Linked DNA regions of Mus musculus: region 1 is linked to region 2. A link is a loop called in an ENCODE intact Hi-C map of the cell type or tissue named here. Cell type or tissue: left cerebral cortex. All regions are shown on one strand.

Evidence for each region. A loop is a pair of places that touch in the nucleus more often than their neighbours do. Peaks named below come from ENCODE experiments on the same cell type or tissue, not always from the same donor. Only the 100,000 strongest peaks of a DNase experiment are listed, where the experiment ranks them.
Region 1: a loop joins it to region 2, with 9 times the contacts of the local background. A loop is called at or near these places in 2 of 42 quality-filtered maps.

What each region holds. Positions count from the first base shown.
Region 1 is chr17:83,513,313-83,521,312 of GRCm38, reverse strand. Cox7a2l (cytochrome c oxidase subunit 7A2 like) reads left to right here and starts at 6,980. Exons shown (of 3, transcript NM_009187.3): 1 at 6,980-7,109. The coding sequence starts at 7,038. In left cerebral cortex, a CTCF peak has its summit at 6,706; DNase peaks (open chromatin) are centred at 6,734, 6,934, 7,696, 7,871 and 3 more places; H3K4me3 peaks cover 2,243 bases; H3K27ac peaks cover 3,016 bases.
Region 2 is chr17:83,581,384-83,589,383 of GRCm38, reverse strand. Kcng3 (potassium voltage-gated channel, subfamily G, member 3) reads left to right here. Exons shown (of 2, transcript NM_153512.1): 2 at 1,005-3,427. The coding sequence ends at 1,650. Among named protein-coding and RNA genes, the nearest start is that of Gm34801, 17 kb to the right of the region's middle. In left cerebral cortex, a CTCF peak has its summit at 253 (motif pointing left); DNase peaks (open chromatin) are centred at 2,391, 3,160, 3,537, 4,065 and 2 more places.

The DNA of each region.
Region 1 (8,000 bases), 68 kb after region 2:
TAGGAATACGTCATGGTCACAGTGCTTGGCTCTTTTGTGTGGGCTAAGGATCAAACTCAGGTACTTAAATTTGTGTGATAAGCGCTTTACCAGTTAAGCTAGATTCCCAGGGATTTTTTTTCCATATTTTAGGTTACAGTTTTAATTATAACCCATTCCTCTCAGATACTTTTCAAACAGGGTCTGTGTCTGATACACACACACACACACACACACACACACACACACACACACTTAATATATTAGATATGTATTAAAGCTTTCCAGCCCATATTGTCATATTCAATTCTATTAGCCTGTTGTTATATATTTATATATATATTCTGTAGTCAAGAGGAGCTAATGAAGTATTACAAGGGCACAAACCTGGTGGATTTAGAGTCTGTGATCAAGATCTCCAGACTAGCCCTGGCATAGACTACTCCATGTTTTCATACTGGATAGGTTCAGGTGAGAGTTTTCACAAGAAGTGCCTTAGAAGAAAATGGCCTGTCAATCATCCAAATGAGATGCAGGAGTGCGCTGATTTGATTACAATCGGGGTGTAGTTCAGGCTGGTCTCAGCTTTGCTATCTAACTCATGCTGGTCTTGAACCCTGACCCTCCTGTGTGTGCCTCCTGAGTGCTGAGCTTACAGATGTGCCACTAAGCCTCATTTCAAGGGTGTGATTCTTCATCTTTCCTCCCAATTGCCAGTCTTCTCAGCTGTCGGCAGAGCGTGGAAGTGACTGTCCATTCTCACCAGGATGCATGGAGGTAGTGTTTGTCCATTTTTGAACTCATTTGCTGACTTATTCACTCACTCACTCACTCACTCACTCACTCACTCACTCATCCTGTCTATAAAAAGCAGCACTATATTGTGTTAGCTCTAGAGTGCAAAATGGCCCTGGGGCCAATTCCTGAGTGCTTTAGCACTTGGAAACTGTCACTCAGTAGTTCTCACATCTATCCAGGGTGCTTAAAGAAAGACTGAAATTGACTATAGTTTGGAATATAGATACAAAAGAAATATTTTCTAAATTCTAATTTATATGCCTTTTGGGGAGTTTTGGTGTCTGTTTTGTTTTGTTTGTTTGTTTGTTTGTTTGTTTTGACAGAATGTCTCTGTGTAGCCCTGGCTGGCCTGGAATTCGTTATGTAGATCAAGCTAGCCTAAAACTCAGAGTGATCCACCTGCCTTTATCCAGATGCTGTCATTCATGGTGTGTATCGGCACAGCAGGTCACCTCTTAGGGAATGTGTGTTATTGTATGTATACACAATGTACACATACTTATGAAGGTAATATATGCACATTGTAAAAACATTTCAATCCTGCAGACGTATATGATGCAGAGGGCAAGGATGCCCAGGGATTAGGAGTAGCCCTCTGTCACCTCCAAACTAGGGAAGGCCACTGTTTCCCTGCCGTGCCGCGGACAGAACAATATACATGCTGTATTTTTATAGACAATTTAATGTAAAGCAGCTTGAGTCTTGCTCTGGAGCTCAACTTTTCACTGCACATAATTAAGTGTATTTAAAATGATTTAAAATAAATTATGAGTCATACCTCAGCCTTTCTTTACCAGTGAAATGAAATGTGATGTGTCAAACTTGAGTTAAATCCATAATCTCCTTGGATGCGCTTTTGACTTACTTGGAAGCAGGCAGGCAGGCAGGCAGGCAACTCGGAGGCAGCTTCCTGCGCCATGTTGCCATTCAACAGTGAGAAGAAGGTCAGAGTAGGGAGATGATGCCAATATGTCCATCCCAAACTGCAAGAAAGCTGTCCTGACTCAGCTGCCGCTTCTTTGTCCCTTGGGCTAGAAATGGGCCATTCAGACATTCCTGGCTATGACTAGGCCAGGCTTCTACAAAGGGCTGTTTTAAAGTAAAAATATAATCCTAGATTTTAGGTTTTGAAGAGAAAACTCCACATACCAGTTAAGGGATTATTTCACAAAAAAAAAAAAAAAAAAAAAAAAAAAAAAAAAAGGAATAAAAGGTAACAGCTGAGTTTTCTTCCACATGAAAATTACCAAATAATTGCCCAGGGTGTCACCATAAGCATCAGAAACTGAGCTTGGCCCTCAGTGTGCTTTTCCAGCGCTTTTCCAGAGGTTTTCTGGAGGGTGATCGGCAGCAGTTTTAAATATCAGATTGTGAGGAAATATACTCCCTCTCTTCCTGTTCCTGCTTATTTCCTTATTGCCAAGGATGGTGGATACAAGTCACAGAGAGGTATAATGTCACTTTGACACCACACCTGCTCCACCCCATTTCCCACCAGGGACACAACCTCAGAATGGCCACAACTCACCTGCACACATCCCAGGATCACAAGTGTCACCCAGTACACACATTTGGCAATGAAATAAGCAATACAGCAAGGAAAGGTGGGGTTTCTTTGGGACTCTGCCCTGGACATCACTTCTTCATGGGAAATATCCCTAAGACAAATGCTCACCAACAAAACCTTGAGTATCTACTTCTAACAGGAGACGTCAAAGCAGGTAATATATGACTCCTTTGGGAACAAGGAAAAATGTAAGGGACCCAAAAGAGGGTTCACAATCACCCTGACTGTTATGGGGCCTAAGTGTTTTTAGCCTGTGAGCCCGACTCGCCAGCAAAGCAGACGCCACAACAGGATCCTTCTGCACACGTTTATTGGGAGAGCATTTACTGTATAGGCAAGAAGACCCTGAGCCCAGAACTGGTGCTGCTTATATAGGCATAGGAGAGGCGTCTCTCACACCCGGATTGGTTATACATTCTACCTCATTTGCATGTTCCTCATCTGATTGGTTATTCTCTCTCAGTACCTCACTGAGGCTCATTATCATACCTCATTTGCATGTCTCTCATCTGATTGGTTATTCTCTCTCAGTACCTTGCAGAGCCTCATTATCATGCCCAGGCCAGGCAGTGACTTGGTGAAAAACTTTACTGCATATGTACACATTGGTTGCTTACCCAGACTTATGCGTGGTGGCCAGCGGTAGCCAGCGCCACCTTGTAATGGCATATGTGGCTTCCCACATTAGCCCTATCTTACCTACCATGTGTCAATCAAAACAGAAAAAAAAAAAGCCAATTCTAGGAAAGATTAAGAGAATTAAAAATTAAGAATTATTTCACAAGGCAGATCCTATCTATGTTGAGCATAACTCAGTTTAAACTTTATATTGGCTTCCATCCACGGCCTACATGCTCTCAGAGAGCAGCCTTCCAGAGGCCGTTAGCACACAGCCCTCAAAAGCAGCAGCATTTCTTCTGGTCCACCAGTTGGCATCTGCACTTGGTCATATCACTCAGCATTTGGCAAGCTTTTATACCCTGGGCTCTGGTCACTTCCCTTTAGAAGTCCATCTGGAGAACAACCTGAAGGTATCATGATTTAAAAAAAAAAAAAAAGAAGCTGTCTGGTGCTGGGTGGGATGCGCGGTGCGGGTGAGGAGAGTGTGCCTCAGTGCTGTCAGAGGCTGCTGCATCTTATTTGGGAAATGAGACAAAAATCTCTCTGTGATCAGCCACTCCATGTGACATCCCAACCCACACTCTGCTACTGACATTTTATCTCCCACTGAACAGCCCGGCTGGTGTAACATTTTCAGGATTCTTAATTTATGTCTTGCAGGATCTAAAATCAGAAGGCAGGGATTTTAAGAAAATAAGCAGTGTTGACAGGCACCTTTATACTTCAAGTAGCTGCCACACCTGGATGCCGCTAGACACTGGGCAGCACTCTCTCCTACCTCTTCCAAAATATGCCTGGAAGACAGGATGAAGATGGGAGCTGTCCTAAGCCGTTCACTTTTCTTATTCCGTATAAACCTAGGAAAAACCTTTCCTTACAACCAGTATATGTTAGCAAGTTGTTGCTGCCTCCTCCTCTCCCTCCTCTTCCTCCTCCTCCTTTTCCCCTCCCCCTCCCCTCCTCCTTCTCCTCCTCTTCCTCTCCCTTCTCCTCCTCTTCTTCTTGGTTCTCAACCTGTGGACCTGTGGGTTGCCTGGGGGGGAGGTCGCATATCAGATACCCTGCATATCAGGTATTTACATTTCAATTCATAACAGTAGCAAAATTACAGTTATGAAGTAGCAATGAAATTAATTTTGTGGTTGGGGGTCACCACAGCACGAGGAACTGTACTAAAGGGTCACAGCATTAGGGAGGTTGAGAACCACTGACTTAGAATAACTGAGATCTAAGTAACCATGCTGTCTTAGTTAGGGTTTTACTTCTGTAAACAGATACCATAATCAAGGCAACTCTTATAAGGACAATATTTAATTGGGTCTGGCTTACAGGTTCAGAGGTTTAGTCCATTATCATCAAGGTGGGGGCATGGCAGCATCCAGGCAGGCATGGTGCAGGAGGAGCTTAGAGTTCTACGTCTTCATCTGAAGACTGCTAGTGGAAAACTCACTTTCAGGCAACTAGGATGAGGGTCTTAAAGCCCACATCCACAGTGACACACCTACTCCAACAAGGCCACACCTCCTAATAGTGCCCCTCTCTAGCCCAAGCATAGACACACTGTCACACAAGTTAATTGATCTTCTTGTCTATAGCCAAGTTCTGTTGAGACCCGAAAGGACAAAGCAGCTTAGGTCATGAACTTTACATAAGCTTTATAGTCTCCTGAATGGTTGAGTCTCTGATCGTGAGTAAAGGAGACGGGGTAACGATGGCTACCCCTCCATTGAAGAGGGAATGAGGTTTCACAAAGGGCCATCATCAGGCTTAAATCATTCAGCTGCAGAGAAACTAGAACTCAAACAGAAATTGTGATTTTTTTAAATTTCTTTTCTTTGTGTTACATCATACCATGCCTTTGTAAAGGTATCACCCTGGCTAGACTTATGTCAACTTGACACACAAACTAGTGTTATCTGAAAGGAGGGAACCTCAATTGAGAAAATGCCTTCATAAACTCTGGCTGTAGGGCATTTTCTTAACTAGTGATTGATGTGGGAAGACCCAGCCCATTATGGGTGGTGCCATCCCTGGGCTGTTGGTCTTGTGTTCTATAAGAAAGCAGGCTGAGCAGGCCAGAGAAAGCAAGCCTGTAAGATCTGCCCCTTCATGGCCTCTGCATCAGCTTTGGCCTCCAGGTTCCTGCCCTACTTGACTCCCTGTCTTGACTTCCTTTGGTGATGAACGGCAATGTGGAAGTGTAGGCTGCATAAACCCTTTCCTCCTCAATTTGCTTTTTGGTCATGGTGTTGGTTGCAGCAACTAAGCCTGGGTGGACAGTAAGGTTGGATTACTCATCATTAGAAGCTGCTGGAATCTTTGCTGTTCAGGGTATTTGAGGTGCTGAAGACAAAGGCAGGATGCTAATTCACACCCTTGCTCTAGAGTGCTCAGCCTTGAGTCTTTTCTTCTTATTCTTTAAAGATTTATTTACTTATTATATGTAAGTACACTGTATCTGTCTTCAGATCCTCCAGAAGAGGGTGTCAATCCCATTCTGGACGGTTGTGAGCCACCATGTGGCTGCTGGGATTTGAACTCAGGACCTTTGGAAGAGCAGTCAGTGCTCTTAAAACCGCTGAGCTCTCTCTCCAGCCCTGGATTTATATCTATTTATCTGTACTCTTGAGCCTGGTGCCTGACTCTGCCACTAATTGCTGTCCTCAGCAAGTCGCTCCGTTCTTCTGTGCTGTAAAATAGAGATGGTCATAGTACCAATTCTCGGGTTGTGGGGGTTCAATGCATTTAGAGAAAATACTATGTTAAGCTTGGCATCATCAGCTATTCATTACCAACTTACATTTAAAATATAGTATGCATAAATCTATAATGTGTGTGCAAAAACCTCTGGTTAAATGATAGGACTAAAAACTTGTTCCTGGAGGTTAGGAAGCCGGCACACTCTGTTTATGCAGTATTCGACTCAGAGTGGAAGCTTAAGTCACACTGCATGGTGCGGCAGAGTATAACCATAACCAGGAAGCTGTAACTGCGCATCATTCAAGCAGAAGGTAGAGATTTCACAAGTGTTCCCAGTCACCTCCCCTGCATACGTTTATCTCAAAGAACAGGGCCTAGGAAGAGATGAGCAACCAAATGAATGCTGACAAAATCTCACTCTCAAAAGCGCAAGATGCACACACAGGTGCTTTAAGTTTACGTCTACACAAAGCCTATAGATTCTTCCCTCTTCTTCTCCCCTCTCTCTCTTTCCTTCTCCCCTCTTTCCTTCCCTCTTCTTCCCTCTTTTCTCCCTTCCCTCTCTTTCCTTTCTTCCCTCTCTCCCCTTCCTCTTTCTTTTCTCTCCTCCTTCCCTCTTTTCTTCCCTCTTTCCTCTCTCTCCCTCACCTCTTTTTCCTCTTCCCCTCTACCCCTTCTTTCCTTTCTTCCTCTCACCATCTCCCTCCTTGATCTCTCTTCTCTTTTCTCCCCTTTCCTCTTCTCTCTCCTATCTCCTTCTCTCCCACTCTCTTTCCTTTCCTGTCACTTTTCCCGGCATTGAGACAGGATTTTGCTTACAGGCGATGCACTCACGGCTCCAAAGAGCTGTTCTTGTCATAACTGAGGTGAAATTCCTAACAACCCTTGGTACATTAAGACCCCTCAACAGATACTAATAACCCTGAAATGGGGCGGGACCTGGGCCTGACGAGACCCCACCCACGTCCTGGGCCCGCCCCCGCTCTAGGCCCCGCCCAGAACTCGCTCTGACCGACTGTGTCGCTCTCAGCCGCCCTCTTTGTCCACAGGACGCTTGCGCACCTGTCAAGGCGCCTTGGCACTGCCCACATCCAAGTGAGTGGTACAGAGAAGCCTGAGTTTTCGGGAAGCCTGAACACAGCCTCTTTCCATGTCTTTTAGAGTTTGTTTTCGTTTCTAGGTCTTGAGAAAGCGCGGTTTTTTCCCCCCGACGTTGCGTAGGAGGCTATGTTTTAAGTCAGGCGTTCTCTAGACAGTCCGCATTTTGGATTAAGGTCCTTGCGCTGAGCTTTGGGCGGGCCTAAGGGGAAGCCGGGTCCTTTTCTAGGGCGGTCGCACAGGCAGCGGCGGTGCGAAGCGGGCCTCCGCCAACATGTACTACAAGTTTAGCAGTTTCACGCAGAAGTTGGCTGGAGCTTGGGCTTCGGAAGCCTACACCCCGCAGGTACACTTTTGCCGCGTCGCCTTGGGCCGGAGAACAGCAGCCCGAGGCAGGCAGTTGCGAGGTTCGAGCCGTGAAGGGTTTCTGCCGGCCGACCGGTCCGGCTTGCTGGTGTCCCCTGGTGTCCTTAACCACGCAGGCTTGGAGCGGTCGCCGAGGTTTCTGGGTGTGTGCTGCACCCTAGGCGAGGTTTGCATGGCACTGAACTCAGGTCTGATACCTTGCGGGGGTCAAGGTGACCCCTGGGGTGGTTGCTTGTTTAAGGTGGATTTCCCGTAGAATCTGTGAAGGATTGCAGAAGGTGACATAACTGTGTTTGGGTTTCTGCTCTCTCTGGTTGAGGTGGCCTTTGTGACTTCCTCTTGTTACTGGCCCTGTCACAGCCCAGAAAGCAGCTTTACCCAGCTACCAAATGGAAGACTGGGAGGGCGGATTTGAGAAGCTCGCTCATAAGGCATGGGAATATATATATGTGTATACATACATACATACATACATACTGGGGAAAGCATCGGAAGTGACACCCAACGAGGTTTATGCTTTTGCTAGTTTTAAAGTGGCAGACGGTGACCGTTGACTACTGGGCAATCTGACATTATCCAGGTTCCAGTTAGATCCTATCAATGGCGTTCCCATCTCCAATCTCAGTGTTGTGAAAATGTGGTATTTTAGAGTTCCACTTAATACTGGGTTAGTACTGAATTTAGCAGCCTTAATCTAGTGACCTTGACTGCCCCTTCTAATTCGGGGCAGCATTAACTTGGGTTAAATGTGATGTGTCGAGTGAGCAGATTTTCTGGCAGATGGTTGGTGCTGGATAAATGCTATATATTCTCCTGAACTGAATCACTGCTCAGCATAGTTCGAGAAGCCTTGGTGGGACACGAAGCTGAA
Region 2 (8,000 bases):
TTTTAAGGAGCCTGCCCCTTAGCTGTAGGATGCTCTACAAATATTATTTTCATCATGGACAGCCATATAAGACACATGAGGAATAATGACTCTGTATGCAGAACTGTTTGTATTGTGAAGCTACACTGCACAGGCTAGGTTCCAAGAACACTGGCTGCTCTTCCAGAGGATTCACGCTAGATACCCAGCACCCACATAGCAACTCATAACTGTCTATAACTTCAGTTCGAGGAGGTCTGTCGCCCTCTTCAGGAGCATGTGGGTACTGCACACATGTGGTGCACATGTATACATGCAGGCAAACACCCATATACTCAAGATAAAAATAAATACATCTGGAAATAAATTATATGCTACATAAACGTCATTGTGAAAGTAACAAACCAAGTAGTTGTGGTCTTTGGGGAAAGATGGCAGTAATGGTTTGGTCCAGCCCAGGCATCCTTAGCCTGTTTTCATGGCTGAGGGAAGTGGGCCTGATACTCCCCTGCAGTGGGCATCCATCCATGCAGTTTCTAAAGCTTCCCCCAACCACAGCGCCTCCCACACAGGCCTACTGCAGGGTAGAGAGGAGTCACATTTCAGGACTTGTTTCACCTCGTAGGAACACAACCCTTCTGTCCCACCCTCCACTGTAAACTCATGGTTGGGAACCACTGTCCTCAAAGAATATGTGAAACCTTACTTTGTGGTTAGATCAGCTTGAGCTAAATTCACACCACTAAATAGGACAGTTTTGAGGGGAGGGGGCTACTCATATTTAACAGTATCTCATATAGGCTAATGTTTAAGACCCTTTTGGGATTCAGTTACCACCTTAACATGAGTCCTTATTGTCCCGTTGCGTCCTGGTGGCTCTGGTGATGTTAACACTGTCTGTTCTTCATGTTTTCTGGAACTGTGACTGAATTAATATGTCAGTGTAGTACTATCTGAAGAATCCAAAGAGCTATTAAAATGCTTAAAAATAAAATGATCAATCCTCCTCTTTGTTCTCTTGACAGGATAATTGAAGCTATCTGCATAGGGTGGTTCACCGCGGAGTGCATCGTGCGGTTCATCGTCTCCAAAAACAAGTGTGAGTTTGTCAAGAGACCCCTGAACATCATTGACTTACTGGCAATCACGCCCTATTACATCTCTGTGCTAATGACAGTGTTTACAGGCGAGAACTCTCAACTCCAGAGGGCTGGGGTCACCTTGAGGGTCCTCCGAATGATGCGGATCTTCTGGGTGATCAAGCTTGCCCGGCACTTCATTGGTCTGCAGACACTGGGCTTGACTCTCAAGCGATGCTACCGAGAGATGGCTATGTTACTTGTCTTCATCTGTGTTGCCATGGCAATCTTTAGTGCACTCTCTCAGCTCCTTGAACATGGGCTGGACCTGGAAACATCCAACAAGGATTTCGCCAGCATCCCCGCTGCCTGCTGGTGGGTGATTATCTCTATGACTACAGTTGGCTATGGAGATATGTATCCTATCACGGTGCCTGGAAGAATTCTTGGAGGAGTTTGTGTTGTCAGTGGGATTGTTCTGTTGGCATTACCCATCACTTTCATCTACCATAGCTTTGTGCAGTGCTACCACGAGCTCAAGTTTAGATCGGCTAGATATAGTAGGAGCCTCTCAGCTGAGTTCCTGAATTAACGTGTTGCAAACCAGTCCTTGTGCACACTTCATCTGGTCGAGTTGACACTAGTTCTTCTTCGCGTGTTTCTCCCTGGGTGAGCACTGCAATGGTGTTGTCCTCCTGTTGGAAGGGTGACATGATTCTTCCCAACTCAAGGGTTAAAGCGGTTTACTTACGGAGTAGGCAGGACCGGGACCGGGACACACAGGACAGTAGCACCAGAGGAGATGCTAGGACCTGGTTTTATTCCCTCTCGTCTCCCTCCACCTTGCCTCGCACAGTTACGATGTTGTAGGCTGTTCTTAAGCACATTATTTGAACACTTTAAAGCAGAAAGACACTATTTTCCAAATGCTTTTCCATCTTAACGAATTCAGAAGAAGCTTGGAACTTAACAGTGTTATTTTTGAGACTAACATTTTCGTTTCTAAATGTTTTATAATTTCTCATATCAATGTCAGAAGTATCCTGGAAACATATGCCACATGTGGGAACTGTTTAACAAATACTTTAAAAAGTTGGCCCAAATTTAAACTGTATTGCGGAACTAGAGGCAAGCAAAAATATTATTTGAAAAGCTTTGCACCCTTCTCTAGCCTACCCTTGGCTTAATTTTTACACCTGTCACTTCTCTTATCTTACAACTTTATGGACCCTGAAGTGTGTTTTCTCTTTCCAGTTAGGCCCCCACTTTACTGAAATAACTTCCAAAGAGTACATGATATCACGGAGAGACCTTGTGTTGTTTAGCGCTCTGTTGGGTGATTTAGAGTCAGTTGCCGTGACTCAGAGTCCTAGCATTCAGATTGCCAGGAGCATTGCTAACATGAAATGACGAGAGAAGTGCTGTGATATTTCAGGGTTCGACCCGGAGTTCTCGGCTGAAGCTCTTCTTCTTTAGAACCACAAGGCTCGTAAAGAAGAGACGATACTTCTTGAGCTTTTTGTCGGCACAACAGCCATACTTACGCGCTGTCACTAGGCTGTTGTAAAAGGAGAAATGTTGTTGTCTTGGTCCGGTGTTGCTAAGCAGGGCAGATGTAGTTCTCTGGCCTGACTCCTCACCATTGTGAAGCACGGATACACTGGGTCTCTTTTTGTAAAGTTATCAGACACTGCTACTCCGTCCAGAGTGCTGGTGTGCAAAAGTGCTGGCTGTTCACTGCTACGTTTCTGCAGTATGAATGAAAATATTGCTTTTTCAATAAGTCATAATAACACTTGAACACCCCCCCACACACACACACACATCAGAGTTACTGATTCATGAACACTTTAGTATACGCACTGTGGTTATCAGGGTTGAAGGGAACGGGTTAGGGACTGGGATAACCTTTTCAAAGAAAGACTCGCCAGAAGTGTCCATTAAAGGAATCTTAGCCATCAGTCCAGCTTTTATCATTACGGGTAGAAAAACCAAGGCACGAGAGCGTGCGGTGACTGTGCAGTTGGCGCTGGAAACTTAGCCTCCTTTAAGCAGGCCCAGCAGTTTGCTCTGCACACGCCTCTAGCTTTGGCAGAAACTAGCATAGGCCACATTTCATTCTCGTTGCCATGATCAGGCAATAATAGCAAATTCATGTGATACTGCCCATTAAAAATAAAAACCTCACCATTTTTTTCCTAGTACCTTCACTGGTATAGTTTTACACACTAGATTGTTATTTATATATACTTTTTGTTTCATTTTAACTGAACATATGGCCTGGTGTTATTTATTTTTAAGCTTTGTGATTTATGCAAATCGTATGCAAATGATAGCTCATCTATATTATTAGTAAGGATATGGTAGCCTTTAATTTTTCTGGCACTGAGAGACTCTCCATGTGAATATGGATTCCATCTCCAAGCAACTTAGTACTCCACTGAGCTGGGACCCTCGAGGGCACACACAGGTCACCAGGTCCTCACAGTGTCCGTTACAGAGGGGCCTGAGGTAGACGAGGAGACAGACACGTGTGAACGTGCGCATGGAGAGCCACACGTGGGAAGCCACGCGAGCTCTGAGTTGCTTTGAGGTAGCAAGTGATGATGCTGGTCTGTTCATGGGGGCTGGCTTTCATTGAGAAGCATCTTGGGTGTTGGTAACAGCAGTGAGCGTCCTGTAAACAAGGGGATGAGACATGATGAACGGGTTCGTTTGTAAATGAGAAAATACAACAGCGTGTTTTGTCCTTTAGGATGCTGGAGCTTCCTAGGAGCAGACTTTTTTTTTTTTTTTCCAGCTTTCTCTGAATGTTACTAATTTCATTTCATTGTATATATTTGCTTATTTTGGTGTTGTGTTTGTTTGTTTGTTAAGGGTCTCTGCTGTGTAGATAAAGCTGACCGTAAACTTGTGACACTCCTCCTGCCTCGTGCCTCCCAAGTGCTAGAATTACAGATACAAGTTACAACACCCAGCTGCTCTAAAAAACAAAACCCTAGGACAGATGGCTCAGTGTTTAAGAGCACTTCCAGTTCTTGTAGAACACTGGAGTTAGTTCTCATCACCCACATGTTAGCTCACAACTGTTGAGAACTCCAGACCCTGGGGATCTGATGCCCTCTTCTGGTCTCTGTGAGCTTCTGCACGGCACTTTTACACAGATAGCACACACACACACACACACACACACACACACACACCCCACAGAAATGATACTTTTTAAATTGCTGAGGTGGAGCCTCCTTCTGAGATGCACTTTATCAGTCTTCACACTCTGGTCTTCATGGCAGAAATGCTCTCCCACCCCCACCCCAGGGAGCCAGCTATCCTCAGAACACCGAAGAGGGAAGGACGCCCGAATCTTTCTTTTGAGTGTACTTTGTTTGAGCGAATCTGATCCCTTCCTCTTACACATGACTTGATTCGTATTCTCTGAAACAAGAGAGTAGGAAGATAGGGAAACAAAGTTAGAGAGCATTTGTAAAACTGAGTGTATAACTTAATAAATTCTTTTTTTTTTTGTTGTTTGAGACAGGAGTTCTCAGTGTATCCCTGGCTGTCCTGGACCTGCTCTAGATACCAGACTGGCCTTGAACTCAGAGATCCACCTTTCTCTGCCTCCCAAATACTGGGATTAAAGGCATGTGCCACCATGCCCAATGCTCCCCAAACCCCCTTTATTGATTTATTTTTTTTATTACTGTTATTGAGTTGCTGGTTTACACACGTCTGTTTATTCTTGGGGTTACATGTGATTGCACATTTGCAAATTCTTATTTTAAAATGTTAAAATCGATTCATTCATAGTAGCTGTCGGTATGTCAAAATATTCTTTTTTTAAAGTACATTTATTTATTTTATGTGTTTATAGTACACGTGTGCATATGCATACATGTGTGCGTGTGTGCATGCTTGTATGTGTGTCGAGGTCAGAGGGCAACCCACTGCATACACCAGGTGGTTTCTGGGATTGAACTCAGTCCATATGGCTTGGAAACCATCACCTTTTACCTGCAGAGCCATCTCATCAGCCCTTCTAAATCTTTCACCTTTTACCTGCAGAGCCATCTCATCAGCCCTTCTAAATCTTTGGGCACATGTCTTGCTTACATCTCTGTGATCCTGCAGCGTGGAAATAGGATAGACCTAAATGTTCATGTGAGGAGAATTAATTATCTAAGTTGGTTGGATATTTCCTAGAAAAAGCTTGTTTCATTTTTCTTTATAGACATGAGAATAAACAACTGAAAACGTCTAGTTCTGTTATACAGCTAAGCTTTGCAACTTTAACTTAACACACAGCGGCAAAGTAACCCCTCTGACCTGACATAGGTATGTGTTCTTTGTGTAACACAGCAGACTGATCTCCCAGTCAAACCTGCAGTAAGTATCTACAGGGTTACAGGAAGTCAAGGTGGAACAGATATAGGCGGCCTTCTGGTCTACCTCACCCCAGGTTCTACACCATTTATCCCACCCAGATTCTAGGAGCAGCTAAGTCTGCTCCACTGGGGTATGAGTTAGGAATGGTTTTAATTGTGTCAGGCTAGGATAGGCAACAGAAAGTTGATTCCAGACTGCTAATGCTTTTAGTGGCTAGAGAGATGGCTCATCAGTTAAGACCACTGGCTGCTCTTATCAGTTGGGTTCAGTTCCCTACCATCCCCTTGGTGGCCCACAAGCCTTCCTAACTCTCGTTCTAGGGGACCCAATTCTTTCTTCTGGCCTCCAAGGGTACCAGCCATACATACATACATACATACATACATACTCTAAAACAGTTTTCTTCAATGCTTTAGAGATTCCTTCCTCACTTTTAGTTCTAATTAAACACAGTTATTATTTTTAGAGGCCTTAAAAATTTGGAATTATGCCGTACTTTACGAAACTCAAATTTTTAATTTGTTTGTTTGATTTTGTTTGGGATTTATAATGAAATAGGATTCCACATATCCTAGTCAGCGCTATCTATCTATCTATCTATCTATCTATCTATCTATCTATCTACCTAACTATCTCGTCTCATTATGTAGCCCTGGCTATCCTGGAACTCACTGTGTAGACCAGGCTGCCTTTAAATTCACAAAGATCTGTCTGTCTTTGCCTCCTGGCCTCAAGCTGGTCTTGAACTAGTGATTTTTTTTCAGGTCTCTACCTCCCAAATGCTTAGATTACAGGCATGTGCCACAATGTACAGAAGGAATTCATACTTTTAAGAGATGTTTTGTCTTTTTCTTTCTCATGATCTCTTATCCCACTGTCACCCCCAGTGCTGGAAAATGACCTTATAATATGCTAAGCAAACACTCTTACCACAGAGCCACCCTTCTAAGCCCTTCAGTAGAATTTTCCAAAAAAATGCATGCCTATGAGCATGTGGGGTATGTGTGTGTGTGTGTGTGTGTGTGTGTGTGTGTGTGTGTGTGTGTGTTGTATATGTATACATGTGTGCTACAGGCAGTTGGTTACTGTCATTGCATTGTTTAGGAGAGTCACAGCTGAGCAGGAAGCTTTACTCAAGAACTCTGGACAGGCTCCAGTTGGTGAGGAAGGTTGCCTACACTGCTCTGTTTGTTCAGCAAGCATTCATATGGTGTTTGCTTCCTGCCTTTCAAGAACCCGTCTATACCTCTGGGAATGGGCACAGCAGTTCTTTTTCTTTCTTTTTTTTTTTTTTTTACAGAAAGAAAATTAGTGCTTTACTGTCCTGTTTGTTGTGGAATGTTCCCTAGACCCGTGAAGTGCCACCTAGTATGGTGATGTTGCTCCACTAGGTAGGTGACAGCTTAACATGGACACTTTTAGATTTCCTAGTTCTCTCAGGCATTTCCACGGAGCACTTTAACCCTTGTTTCTCCTTCTGGGGATTGAACCTAGGACCTCAAGTGCACTCTCTCTGAGCTATATTTCCCAGAAGTGCACTTTAGCTTTTGGCCTTTTGTGTAGGCTTAATGGGCAGTTTAGGGAATGGAATGTGATAATCTGCATTTATAGTGCCCTTTAGTTTATCGTGTTTTCGGGTTTTGTTTTTTTTTTTTTTTTTGCTTTTTTTGTTTTTTTTTTTTGAGACAGAGTCTTGCCTCTAACCCAGGCTGGCCTCAATTGTGTAGCAATGCTCCTGATGTTGGGATTTATAGACACACACCACCACACCAGTTCTTATGCCCAGATTTCATTTAGTAGCTCTGGTGGGTATTTAGAAATATCACCATGAATCCAACTGCATAACCCAAGTCAAAGAATAAGCAACATTTAGTGGGTAAAAGCCATGGAGAATGCTATTTGACATTCACCTCCAAGCAATGACTCCACGTCCTCACTTATGCCTGCTCCTTTAAAATCACCACTCCCCATAATGCTGCCATAAAGAGAGATTCCTTTTGTTAGGTTTCAATTACTGGTATTGTTTTCCATGGCTACAGTGCTGCCCATAACAGAATAGAGGCATTTGCAGAGCGTGAATGTCAAAGTGCTTATCTGTTTTGTAAGAAAGGAAATGTCTTGGAGTTTCTGTCTTTCTGGATGAAACTCCATGACCAGAAAGCAAGCTGGAGAGGGAAGGGTTCACTGGGCTTACACTTCCACAGCACTGTTTTTCATCGAAGGAAGAAAGGACAGGACAGGAACTCAAACTGGGGAGGAACCTGGAGGCAGGAGCTGATGCAGAGGCCATGGTGGGGTGCTGCTTACATAGATAGTTCAGCCTGCTTTCTTATAGAACCCAGGACCACCAGCCCAGGGATGGCGTCACCCACAATAGGCTGGGCCCTCCCCTCACCGATCACTAATTGAGAAAATGCCTTACAGCTGGATCTCATGGAGGCGTTTCATCATCTGAGGTTCCTTCCTCTCTGATGACTCGAGCTTGTGTCAAGTTGACAAAACCAGCCAGGACTGGAAACATAGTGACAGATTGATTTTTTTTTTATATATACTAAT